4 separate regions of the Homo sapiens genome follow, and regions 2, 3 and 4 are each linked to region 1. The links are chromatin contacts, found by Hi-C or POLR2A ChIA-PET in ENCODE. All regions are on one chromosome and are shown on one strand. The core of a region is the stretch at or near the end of the contact, and the rest is flanking DNA. Distances in the headings are between cores, read along the strand shown. Region 1 holds the start of LCP1 (lymphocyte cytosolic protein 1). Region 2 holds the start of DLEU1 (deleted in lymphocytic leukemia 1). Region 3 has its middle 44 kb from the start of LINC02341. Region 4 holds the start of KPNA3 (karyopherin subunit alpha 3).

Region 1 (2,744 bases), core at 65-2,564:
TCTTCCGCCCACCCAGTTCCTCAAGATAGCCCCTGTGGGCTTCTGATGAAGTCACCACACCACTGGCTAATGAAGTAGATAAACCAGAACAGTTTGGTTTAACATTTAAGGTCAGAAACAGGAACTTTCTAGAGGAGAAATCAAAAAAGCAAAAGAAGTATAAGGGCAGCCCTCCAACCAGTCAGAATACCGTGACCACCTGAGAGGCCCGTGGCCCAGCGGACACGGACGCATGTCAACTCTGGAGCAGATATCTTCAGCGCAGCATCTGACCTGGGAGTACAGCCACATACCCTCATTCCTAAACGGCAGATTGACTACTGGAGTCACACACAGTCTCCGGGCAATGTGGAGACATGTCTAATATTTAGTCAACATAACTCAGGGTGCCACAGTCTTCACAACTGTTGTGAGCACTTGAGGATGCTCCATTTGAAGATAGGAATTTGCCCTCAAGCATCTGGGGTTTGGGTACAGAACAGAGCTTCCCCTGCCACCACCTGCTAATTTTATAAAATGTGCATTCAAAAAAAAATCCTGCCTGTAAGAAGGAATTAAGCTACCCATTTAAATATAACAGCTGCCTGTGCAATCTACTGCTGCTCTTTATAGGAAACGCTTAAATAATTGAGATACTTAATTGGGTTAAAGAGATCCCTAGCACATAGATGTTCTATAAATAAAAGAATGAGTAAATAATCTAGTAACCTTCCTTTTCATGTCCTTCACTTAAAGAGATCGTTCTGTTTTGTTTGCACCAATAAGATCACTGTTAGAGGACTCCAGAGAGGTTTGATTTCAGGTGGGGTGGGGCTTTCCCAAGGAAGTCCCTTTTCATTTGTTTCAGGTGTACTGCCACCTTTTTCCCTGGCTCTTTCACTAAAAATGAAAAATTTGTTGATCTTTGCTGTAAGTAGGTAGGCATCTGGGCTTTGCTTTTGCAACTAGAGTCAAAGAAGTCAAGTTATCAGGCTGATCTTGCCTTGCTATCTAGAATCAGAAAGGTTTAAGTAGCCCAGGGACTACTCAAAGACAGCTGGAGGAGAAAGGGAGAGAGAAAAATGCTTATAAAGAGGTGGGCAAAAGAGCGGGACCTTGTCTCAAAAAAAAAAAAAAAAAAGAGGAAGTGGTAGGAGGTGTCTGAATTTCACTGTGACCTGTTCTGTCAGGTGATTTTTGGTGGGGCGGGGACATGAAAAAAAAGTTAAAATGTCCTTATAAAGACAAAATCTTTTTCTTTCCTGGCTGATGATTTGTCATTCTAGTCACTTCCTGCCTTGTGACCACACACCCAGGCTTGACAAAGCTGTTCTGCAGATCAGAAAGAAGGGGTTCCTGGTCATACACCAGTACTACCAAGGACAGCTTTTTTCCTGCAAGGTAAATGTTCTTCATGTGTTTTTGTTGGTTTTAAGCGCTTGTGATGCACTTCGGCACTGTTTCTGTGGATTGTGGGTTTTGCCTTCAGGGGACCAGAGATCTGAGCATGTCACCTGAGACCTCTGTGATTCCTGCCACTGTCTAACTGGCCAGGACATCTGCCGCCACCTCGCGTGGCCATCCAAGATGGAGCACCTCGGCTCTCTGGGCTGGGTTCTTCTCAACTTATCTGCAGTTATCACCCCTGCCCAAAATTAAGGTTTCTTTTTCCTTTTAAAACCAAACCATGTTCTGGTTTATTTCTATTGCTCTATTTCACGGAGGCTATTTACTGTGATTTTATCTTCTTTAAAATGTTTTCAGGAAAAGCGCGTATTGATAATTTAGATTGTATGGCTTATTGGCCCAATGGGGGTAGTTTAATTTTAGTTCCTGCGGTTCTGTTTTTCTAAAAAACTTCTTTACAGTACTTTAGTGGATAAATTATCTAGAGTCATATGTTACTGAATGTGATACTGGTTATTTGAGTGATTTTTGGCGCCAAGGGTTTTTAATGGGTGTGCTTTATAACCACATGGAATTAGAGGTTTTCTCTTTTCCATTTGTTCTCTAAAAATAAAAGCAATTTGTATAATGCTTAATTGTAGTGTTTTTGTAGGATTGTCTGAATTATTTGTTATGCTTATGACCATATCAATGAATATTCACTCAAATTCTGGGAGAAAGGCTTTTATCTACAATAGAAATTTTTACACAGTTGATATGGGATATTTATTTCAGAAACTGCCCAAACATAGACACTTTGGATTTTGTAGTATAAGCTTTTACTTAATTACCACTATCACATAACACTAAGAACCATTGACAAATGATAACTATAAAAGCCATTCAGACTGGAAATGCGAACATTAATCAGGATGTTTATCAAAACCGAACTTTTCTTTTACACAGCAACTTGTTTTCTAAAATTACTCTGTCAGAACTATCAGTAAGCAAATAAAGGTGGCTTATCCACACACATCTTGATTTTGAATTTACATACATTTGTCATAAGTTTGGTTTCTATTAAGTATAATTGTTTAAAGAATGTCTGTGTAGACAAATTTGAATAGAATTAATCATTTACCTATAAATGTGAATTTCTGGAAACTGCAAAATGTGACCACCAATGTTACTTTGCACATCTCACCTGAATAGTTTCAAACAAGCAAAAATGTGAAACTGAGATAAGAGGGACTTGAACCCCGTAAAAGAACAGACTAAAAATATGTTGTGTCTTATTTTAAGTAAAACTATTAATGAGAATAAAATAAATTCGAATGTGAAGGAATGTCAGTATTTTTCTTATATTTACGAAGGAATAA
Region 2 (2,744 bases), core at 114-2,613, 3.9 Mb before region 1:
CGAGGCGGGCGGATCGCGAGGTCAAGAGATCGAGACCCTTCTGGCCAACATGGTGAAACCCCGTCTCTATTAAAAGTACAAAAATTAGCTGGGCGTGGTGGCACTTGCCTGTAGTCCCAGCTACTCGGGAGGCTGAGGCAGGAGAATTGCTTGAACCCGGGAGGCGGAGGCTGCAGTGAGCCGAGATCGCGCCACTGCACTCCAGCCTGGCGACAGAGCGAGGCTCCGTCTCAAAAAAAAAAAAAAATTACAACTTTATTATCGTTAATTGTCCTATCAGAGTGCCCATTTTTTTTGAAGGTAGACAGGTTTGCCTAGATATGGTGCTTCTACTTACCAGTTCTAAGACTTTGGGGCAGATTTCTTAATCTGAACCTCAGGTGTCCTCATCTGTAAAGTGAAGATAATACCTACTTCATAAGGCTGTTGTGAGCAATAAACACGATTAATTCGTAAATCATTTATTTAGCACAGTGCCCAGCACACAGTACACAGTCAATACGTGGTAGCTGTCAGTATACCAACGTGTTGCACAACAGAAACTCGTCTTTGCTGGATTCAGTTCACTTATCACGCCATTAAAAAAAAAAATCATCCTAAGTGACACAGAAAAACTGCCCATTCCTATCTCAAAAAGTTTATGAACAAGTTAAGACGGTAAGAGAAACTGAATTCAATGAAAGCGCCTTCGCAACAGGCAGCTTAGGACCGGGAAGAAGGGCTTCAGCAAACTTAATCATTAACTCTAGGCAGGCGCGCGCGCACACACACACACACCGTTGAAGAAGGAGACCACGCCTCCTGTGTGGGCTCAGGTTGAATCGTACAGCGTGGTAGAGAACTCCAGGGCTGCTGAATCTGACAGATGTGGATTCATCCACTTCTGTGCCACCTGTGCTGTCTTGGGCAAATTACTTAACGTCTCTGAGCCTAGGTTTCCTGGTCTTCAAAACGAGAACAGTAATAGTTCCTACCTGGTAAAGTTGTTCCGAGGCTTAAGTGCGATAACCCCTGTAAAGCGCTGGAGAACGGCAAAAGCTCTACAAGCCGGCAGGGCGGTTTTAAATGCACGTGTATCCATATACAAGGTCTCATTGATACATTCCGTTGTTTGGAGTTTAGACACTGGCTGTAAGACGTTTTTCTTTTCTCCTAAGCAGGACCCGTATTTGTTTACCTCCAACGTAGACTAAATGCCTGTGGGCTGGTAGCTATAAGACGACCCCTCGGCCCCACAACCTCTAAGTTCACTTCACCTCCGCGGCTTTGCAAAAGCGCTACACGCACGCGCAAGAAGCAAGAGGACTGCAACCGAAGAAGCAAAGGGAGAGCCGTGCACCACGATGATTCTGCGCATGTGCCTGGCGGGAGGAGGGGGGAGGGTTGGAGTTTGCGCATGCGTAAAAATGTCGGGAAAGCAAGAGAAGGGGGGTTAAGAGGCGGTATTGACAGCTGTGGAGGCAGCCCGCGTTCCCGGCATTCCCTGGGGCGGCGGGGTTGGCTCTAACGAATTTGAATGAGGAGCCTCAGCGCTTTCGGCGCCATTTTCGAGTGATGCCTGATCTCATCAATCTAGCGGGAGAGACAGGATAACCTGTCCGAGAGTATAGCGCCACTATGACTCCGCCGGAAAAATTACTTTAAAAATCGCCAAAAATTACTTGGAGCAAAGGGCAGTCGGCGGAGCTTCGCCAAGGCTGGCGCAGTCGGTAAGAGCCTGAAGAAGTAGCAGAGCGGGACTCGGGAGGTGGCAGTGGTGGGACCCGCAGGCAGTGGTGGGTGCAGGGAGTGGGCGCGGGGTCTACTCTCACTTAATCGCGAAAAATCCGAGGAAGTAGGGTTAGGGGCAACTTGGGCGTCTGCGAGTGGGCGGCGGCGGGCGGAATGTGGCGGGAGCGCGGAGAGACGGGGCTGTGGGGGGAGGGGAGCTGCAGTTTGAGCGGGACGCGGACCGGCTGCGGCGGAGCAGCCGCCGCCCAGCGGATCTGTCAGCAAGACCCCCCGCCCGGGACCGGAGCCGGGGACGGCGCACTGCGGGGTCTCTGCAGGCGGCCGCTCCTTGACAGGAGGACTGGACGCGCGCCCCTCCCCCATTTCCGAACCGGGCCGCCTTTTCTCGCCGTTTTCTCGACCCGGTGATGGCCGTCATCTCGTGACAAGAAACTTAAGGTCGACAGAAAATTCAGGACCCGGAGTCATGGGTCCCTCCGGTGGGTCGTGGCAACAGTCCCCCCCGCCACCGCCCGGCACCCATCTATCTATATTGTCTTTTGACGCTGAAGCGTGAGGTGCCCCAGGAAAGAGTTTCCCAAGCCCTGGCTGCCCTCCCCCGGCGCGCTGGGTCCCGGTGAGGTCTCTAGGTAGGTAGGACTGGCCGCGGCTCGCGCTTCCAAGATGGGGCAGGGGCAGGCTTTTGAGGTTGTAGCGGGCTCTTAGGAAAGATGCTGGACTTTAGCTTCTTTCTGGGGATTTTTGTCATTTGCTCTCGCAGCGTTGTCCTTTCTCAAAGGGGAGGAGTGTTCACGGGTGAGATGAAAGATGGGGCTTCGAGCTAACGATTTCCTTCTCGTGGCTATTTCCTCCGAGTCGCACTTTCTTAGAAGACTTTTTTCTTCTCCGGTGTTTGAAACATGTCGCAAGGAAAAAAGCAATCTGTGAAACTATTAATGTTTTCCTCCCCCAAAAGTCTTTACCCGGACAACTTAACGGTAATTTTGCGATCCCCACCTTTTCTTGACGCTGAG
Region 3 (2,744 bases), core at 95-2,594, 3.8 Mb after region 1:
TGCTCAAGATCCAACAACCGTTTCCCAGTAACCTACAAGATACAACACAGTTAAAATCTGTTTCCCAATATTCAAGACCTTCAACGTCTGGCCTGTCACTCCTTTCCTACTTTCGCCACTTCTCAACATGAACTCATCACCCTACCCAACTCCCAGCACCCCACACTCCTGTTCCCCAGCTCAGCCACAGCCAGCCAACCCAATTACACCCTCCTTAGCACGTGCAGTGGTTCTCCCTTGATTGCTCCTAATCTTGTCTATAACAGGGACACACCCCTCTTAGCTCTGCCCCAAGAGGAGGGGTTGCTAATCTGATTGGGCTGCATCACCAATGCACCAGCGAGTGTGTCCAGGAGTTTGTTCCTTCCAGTGGGTTCGCGGTCTCACTGACTTCAACAATGAAGCCGCGGACCTTTGCAGTGAGTGTTACAGCTCTTAAAAGTGGCAGGGACCCAAAGAGTGAGCAGCAGCAAGATTTATTGTGAAGAGCAAAAGAACAAAGCGTGGAAACGGACCCAAGCAAATTTCTGCTGCTGACTGAGGTGGCCAGCTTTTATTCTCTTATTTGTTCCCGCCCATGTCCTGCTGATTGGTCCATTTTACAGTGTGCTGATTGGTCCATTTTACAGGGTGCTGATTGGTCCATTTTACAAACCTCTAGCTAGCTATAGAGTGCTGAGTGGTGCGTTTTTACAGAGCACTGATTGGTGCATTTTACAAACTTCTAGCTAGCTACAGACCATCCATTGGTGCATTTTTACAGAGCACTGATTGGAGCATTTTACAAACCTCTAGGAAGCTACAGAGTGCTGATTGGTGCATTTTACAATCCTAGCTACAGAGTGCTGAGTGGTGCATTTTACAATCCTCTTGTAAGACAGAAAAGTTCTCCAAGTTCCACTGGACCCAGGAAGTCCTGCTGGCTTCACCTCTCACGAGGGGGCGTGGGCCGCAGCCCCACGCTGGGGTGAGGTTATCTGGCACTGTGGACCTCAGTTGGCTGAGGCCATAAGCAGAATGGAGCTGTTTCCCTAGGGCAGCTGAATCAACTCACTCTCTTTCTAGGGACCTTGTTCATCTCTCATCCCTGAGACAGAATGAGTAAACTGAGGTAGGACTGTCTGGCTCTGAGCTGGCCCAGTCGTCTTGCTCTCTGCCCCCTCCCCTCTGTGCACCCTGCGCTCAAGGGCAGGTGAGTAGGAGGAAGTAGCAGCTTCCCTAAAGCTGTGAGCCAGCTGAGAGCCTCAGCCTCCGCTGAGCAGAGAACCCCCGCCGGTTCTCAGGGCGATTTAAGATGACACGAAGTTTGGTTAAAACCTAAACAGTACTCAAGTGAAAATCGTAAAGAGTGGAAAATGCCCTTAAAAATGTCTTAAACTGTTCCTAGAATACTGCCTGGAATAAAAGGCTATACGTATACAATTCTGTGTCTGTTCTCCCAATTCTTTGTTGGTCATTGTTTCTCTATGACTTTCAATTAATTCTTCAGTTGATTCCTCCACTCTTCCACCAGCCTCGGCCAGGCCTCCTGAACAAAGTGCTTCTCTTCTCTGAGGGAGGCTGGAAAATCATTAAAATCGTTTACAAGAGGGAGGAAGAGAAACCAGGGCTGGCAGTGAGTGGGACAAGGGAACCTCTGGGGTTATGATGAAGTTCTGTTTCTTGACCTTGGCTGTGGTTAATACAGGTGTGCTCACTGTGTCATAATTCATCAAGCTGAACACTGGTGACTGTGCGCTTTTCTGTATGATCATAATACTTCAATTTTTTAAGGTTTATTTTAAACACATAATTCTTCCCCTAAACTTTCTAGCAAGGCTGGACTGTTTGAGGCTTAATGGTCCAGGACCCATGATATCTGCCCTAAGCCCTCTCTGTTTGTTTTCTTTTACCCAGTAGTTGAATTCCAGTAAATTAATTGAGGGTAGGATGAAAGTAAATTATAAAGTAGCTCCATTACTAACTTGCTGTGACTTTTGCAGTTACCATGTTGTACAACAGATCTCTTAAGCATATTCCTTCTTTTAGTTTTAGAAAAATTTAAATATTTTTCTTAGTGTGACAGCTCTTACATAATACTCTAAAATGAATTTCTGTGCTGCTTTTTAACTTTCTACCGTTGGCTACCAAGTTATAACCCGAGAGTACTGTTCTGAGCTACATTGCATCTTCCCCAAATTTATATGTTGAAGTCCTAACCAGCCAGTACCTCAGAATGTGATTGCATTTGGAGATAGGGTATTTAAAAAGGTCATTGCATTAAAACGAGGGCACATAGAGTGGGCCCTAATCCAAAATAACTGGTCTCCTTATAAGAAGAAGAGATAAGGACACAGACAAAGACAGAAGGAAGACCATGTGAAATCACAGAGAGAAGACAGCCACCTACAAGCTAAGGAGGGAGGCCTCAGCAAAAAACAACTCAGCTGACACCTTGATCTTGGACGTACAGCCTCCAGAATTGAAAGAAAATAAATTTCTGTTATTTAAGCCAACTTTATTATGGCAGCCCTAGCAAACCAATATAAGTATCAATCTCCATTGCAAGTGAAGTATTGCTGTAATAAATAACACACAATTTCATTGTGTATGTACCATCTCCAAGTAAACTGGAAACTTTTTGATGTTCGTGAATGTGACTTTTATTCCTTGGACCATCTCATAAAAAAAGCACCATTTATATACATAATAGATGCTCAGTAAATATTTAAAACCCATTTCTTAAACTGCAGGATATATGAAGA
Region 4 (2,744 bases), core at 116-2,615, 3.6 Mb before region 1:
CTCCAGAAAGTAGCTTTTTGTTTTTGTTGTTGTTGTTTTTGTTGTTTTGTTTGAGACAGAGTCTCCCTCTGTCGCCAGGCTGGAGTGCAGTGGCGCCATCTCGGCTCGCTGCAACCTCCGCCTACCGGGTTCAAGCGATTCTCCTGCCTCAGCCTCCAGGCATGCGCCACCACGCCCAGCTAATTTTTGTATATTTAGTAAAGAAGGGGTTTCACCATGCGGGCCATGGTTGGCCAGACTGGTCTCGGTCTCTTGACCTTGTGATCTGCCCTCCTCGGCCTCCCAAAGTGCTGGGATTACAGGCGTGAGCCACCACACCCGGCCGAAAGCAGCTCTTTATCAGTGTAATCCATCCAAATTTCCCTCTTTCATTCTTTCGATGCCCCCAGAGGGAGTGGGAGTGCTACACAGGAGAGTCTGCGGACCAGGGCTGGGCTGCTGCCTGAAGGCTAAGATTCTGTGTGGTGGTAGAACAAGAAGTGTTGGGGGGCATGTAAATACAGGGACTGCCAGAGTGAAGGTTGCAGAACCGGGCTTGGAAGGATGATGAAGAAACTGGGCGACACTAAAGCGCCAGTTCAACAAGTATTGCGTATCTACGACGTGGTAGGCATTGTTTTGACACTAGAGATTCAGCAGTAATTCAACCAAAGTACCTGCTCTCATTGAGCTGAATTTCCGCGCGGGCACCTAGGTAACGCATATAAACACTCGTATCACATACATACACATGTACATGTCAGGTAGAAATGCTATTTATAAAACTGAAGCAGAGCATGGGAAGAGCGAATGAAGGTGGCTATTTGAGAAGACCCCCAAAAAAGCGAGACTGCAAAGCACTCGCGGTTGTTCCTTTTCTGATCTTCTAGCTACAGGCAGCGAGGTGCGCTCCCAGGAAGGCCCGCCCTCTTCCTCCTGATAGGGCGCAAGGTGCCAGGGACGCTCCCCCGCTCTTCCCCGCCCAGAGGCGGCCTTGTGGGGGCGGAGCTTTGTGCCCAGCAACATGAGCGCGGCGCGCAAAGAGCCGCGCGCGGAAGGGTCCCGGCATTCTCCTCGTTCTCACTAGGCGTGGAGAATTACTCCAGGCGGATCGTGGCATGATGGGAACTGTAGTTGACGACCGCCGCCCCGCGCCTGAGGGGCAGTAAAAGTCGCCAGGTCCGGCTCCATTTCTGGCACAAAACTTGCAGCACCGAGGGGTTGTGGAGAGCCCTTGCAGGGGAAGAGGGCAGGGTCATCCCGAGAACCAACGGGCACGTATAGCCCGGCGAACGCCCAAGCCGGTCACCGCCCCCGGTCACGTGTCGCCAGCCTCCGCGGCCGCGCGCCGCTCTCAGCACCGTTCCCGCCCCACCCGGCCCGGCAGTCGGCCCGCGCCTCCCCCGGCGCTACTGCCACCTCGCGCTCGGAGGCGTCACAGAACGTGCTCTTCTCTCCCCTCCCCCCTCCCGCTCTCCCCCTCCTCCCCCTCCCGCTCCAAGATTCGCCGCCGCCGCCGCCGCAGCCGCAGGAGTAGCCGCCGCCGGAGCCGCGCGCAGCCATGGCCGAGAACCCCAGCTTGGAGAACCACCGCATCAAGAGCTTCAAGAACAAGGGCCGCGATGTGGAAGTGAGTGTGCTTCCGCGGTCTGGGCCCGCCTGGCCGCGCCGGCCCGGCGACGCGGGGAGGGGCGGGGGGCCGGCGCCGGGCTGGTTCTCGTCGGCTTGTGGTCGGCCGGAGTTGGCCGCCGCCTCCCGTCACCGCGGCCCCGGGCTGGGCGGAGCGGGCGGCGAGACGCCGGCCGGGCTGCAGTCACCCCCCGGAGCTGCCGGCGCGGCGACCGGGAAATGCCGGCGTTTTCGGCCCCGTCACGCGGGCGCGGCCTGGTGTCGGCGAGGAGGGGATGTGGAGCTGAGGCGGGGTCCGCGGGCCAGGGCCGCCCGGATGAACGGGGATGCTGCCGCCCGGGCCCTCCGACCGCACAGCCGAGGGGGCGGCCGCTGCTTGCGCCCGCCACCGGTGCAACCTTCCGTCCGGTGCAGCCCCCTCTGCGCCTCCCGCGCGGCTCACATGGAGCCTCGGCTCTGCCGGTCCGGGCTCCTACCTTCTGCGAGCCGGGCCCAGGCGGGCGGTGGCGGCCCGCAGAGGGGGGTGGGGACCAGCCGGGTAACTGACTTGTTTGAGGGTGATCGATGGGGGAGGGTAGGATGCGCCAGGACCATTTTCTTATATTCCAGTGCTCGTCTTTGGACTAGTCGTGCCGAGCTGTTGCAGCTCATACTCCTGCAACTGCTGGCATTTGGAGCGAGCTGAAGGTGGACAATAGTTTGCCATCTATTGTGTTCAGGCTTCGGAAAAGAGGTTGCTCCGACCTCCGCTCATAGGACTTGTTTTCTTAGCCTTTCTTGGAGTGGGGTGTGCATAGGGTGATAATTTCTTTGACACGTTTTACTAAAATAAATTGGATACACAGGTTCATAATTCTCTTACATACCTCTTGCTCCAAGCTAGTAGAATTTCCAAGTGGTTGCAAAACTAAACATTCATCGCGGTCACTCAGTTAGTTGCTACTCAGCATGTTGCCATTGTCTCATTAAGGTGACATTAGCAGGTACTATTTGCAAACTCGGCTTATTGAGGCAGCGCTAGAGGTCTCTCTGCAGCTACTGAAAACAGTAAGTATAATGCACAAACTTCACTGGGACCGTGACCTTTGGATTTGTTAGGGGGAAAATGGTTTTAAGGCCGCAGCCTTCTTTGCTAA

Evidence for each region. Hi-C counts contacts between places; a loop is a spot of excess contacts on that map. ChIA-PET counts read pairs that join two places held with the same protein, here RNA polymerase II (POLR2A). Pooled maps may share reads with other maps.
Region 2: a loop to region 1 is called in a map with no recorded cell type, with 7 times the contacts of the local background. The contact joins the promoter of DLEU1 here to the promoter of LCP1 in region 1. A Hi-C loop is called at or near these places in 2 of 37 single-sample maps with no recorded cell type and 6 of 50 pooled maps.
Region 3: a loop to region 1 is called in a map of B cell, with 8 times the contacts of the local background. The contact joins the enhancer-like site here to the promoter of LCP1 in region 1. A Hi-C loop is called at or near these places in 2 of 168 maps with a recorded cell type or tissue (B cell and natural killer cell) and 8 of 50 pooled maps.
Region 4: a loop to region 1 is called in a pooled map, with 8 times the contacts of the local background. The contact joins the promoter of KPNA3 here to the promoter of LCP1 in region 1. A Hi-C loop is called at or near these places in 7 of 50 pooled maps. POLR2A ChIA-PET finds 5 or more read pairs at or near these places in 2 of 52 experiments (B cell and activated B cell).

The regions. Positions count from the first base shown.
Region 1 is chr13:46,180,747-46,183,490 of GRCh38, reverse strand. It overlaps LCP1 (lymphocyte cytosolic protein 1), which reads left to right and starts at 1,314. Exons shown (of 16, transcript NM_002298.5): 1 at 1,314-1,380. RefSeq lists an enhancer at 1,222-1,651.
Region 2 is chr13:50,080,788-50,083,531 of GRCh38, reverse strand. DLEU1 (deleted in lymphocytic leukemia 1) reads right to left here and starts at 1,363. Exons shown (of 7, transcript NR_109974.1): 1 at 975-1,363; 2 at 338-390. All of the region lies in intron 1 of DLEU2 (deleted in lymphocytic leukemia 2), which reads left to right. RefSeq lists an enhancer at 439-1,234 and silencers at 1,392-1,441, 1,842-2,061, 1,925-2,219.
Region 3 is chr13:42,379,436-42,382,179 of GRCh38, reverse strand. No RefSeq gene overlaps it. Among named protein-coding and RNA genes, the nearest start is that of LINC02341, 44 kb to the left of the region's middle. RefSeq lists a silencer at 652-721. Within about 2 kb of position 1,344, at least 2 of the 41 ENCODE cell types and tissues checked have a DNase peak (open chromatin) inside an H3K27ac peak, as active enhancers do; they include B cell, where a contact is called at or near this core.
Region 4 is chr13:49,791,303-49,794,046 of GRCh38, reverse strand. It overlaps KPNA3 (karyopherin subunit alpha 3), which reads left to right and starts at 1,365. Exons shown (of 17, transcript NM_002267.4): 1 at 1,365-1,609. The coding sequence starts at 1,541. RefSeq lists enhancers at 1,070-1,199, 1,003-1,664, 1,665-2,326, 2,331-2,744 and silencers at 1,270-1,519, 1,640-2,209.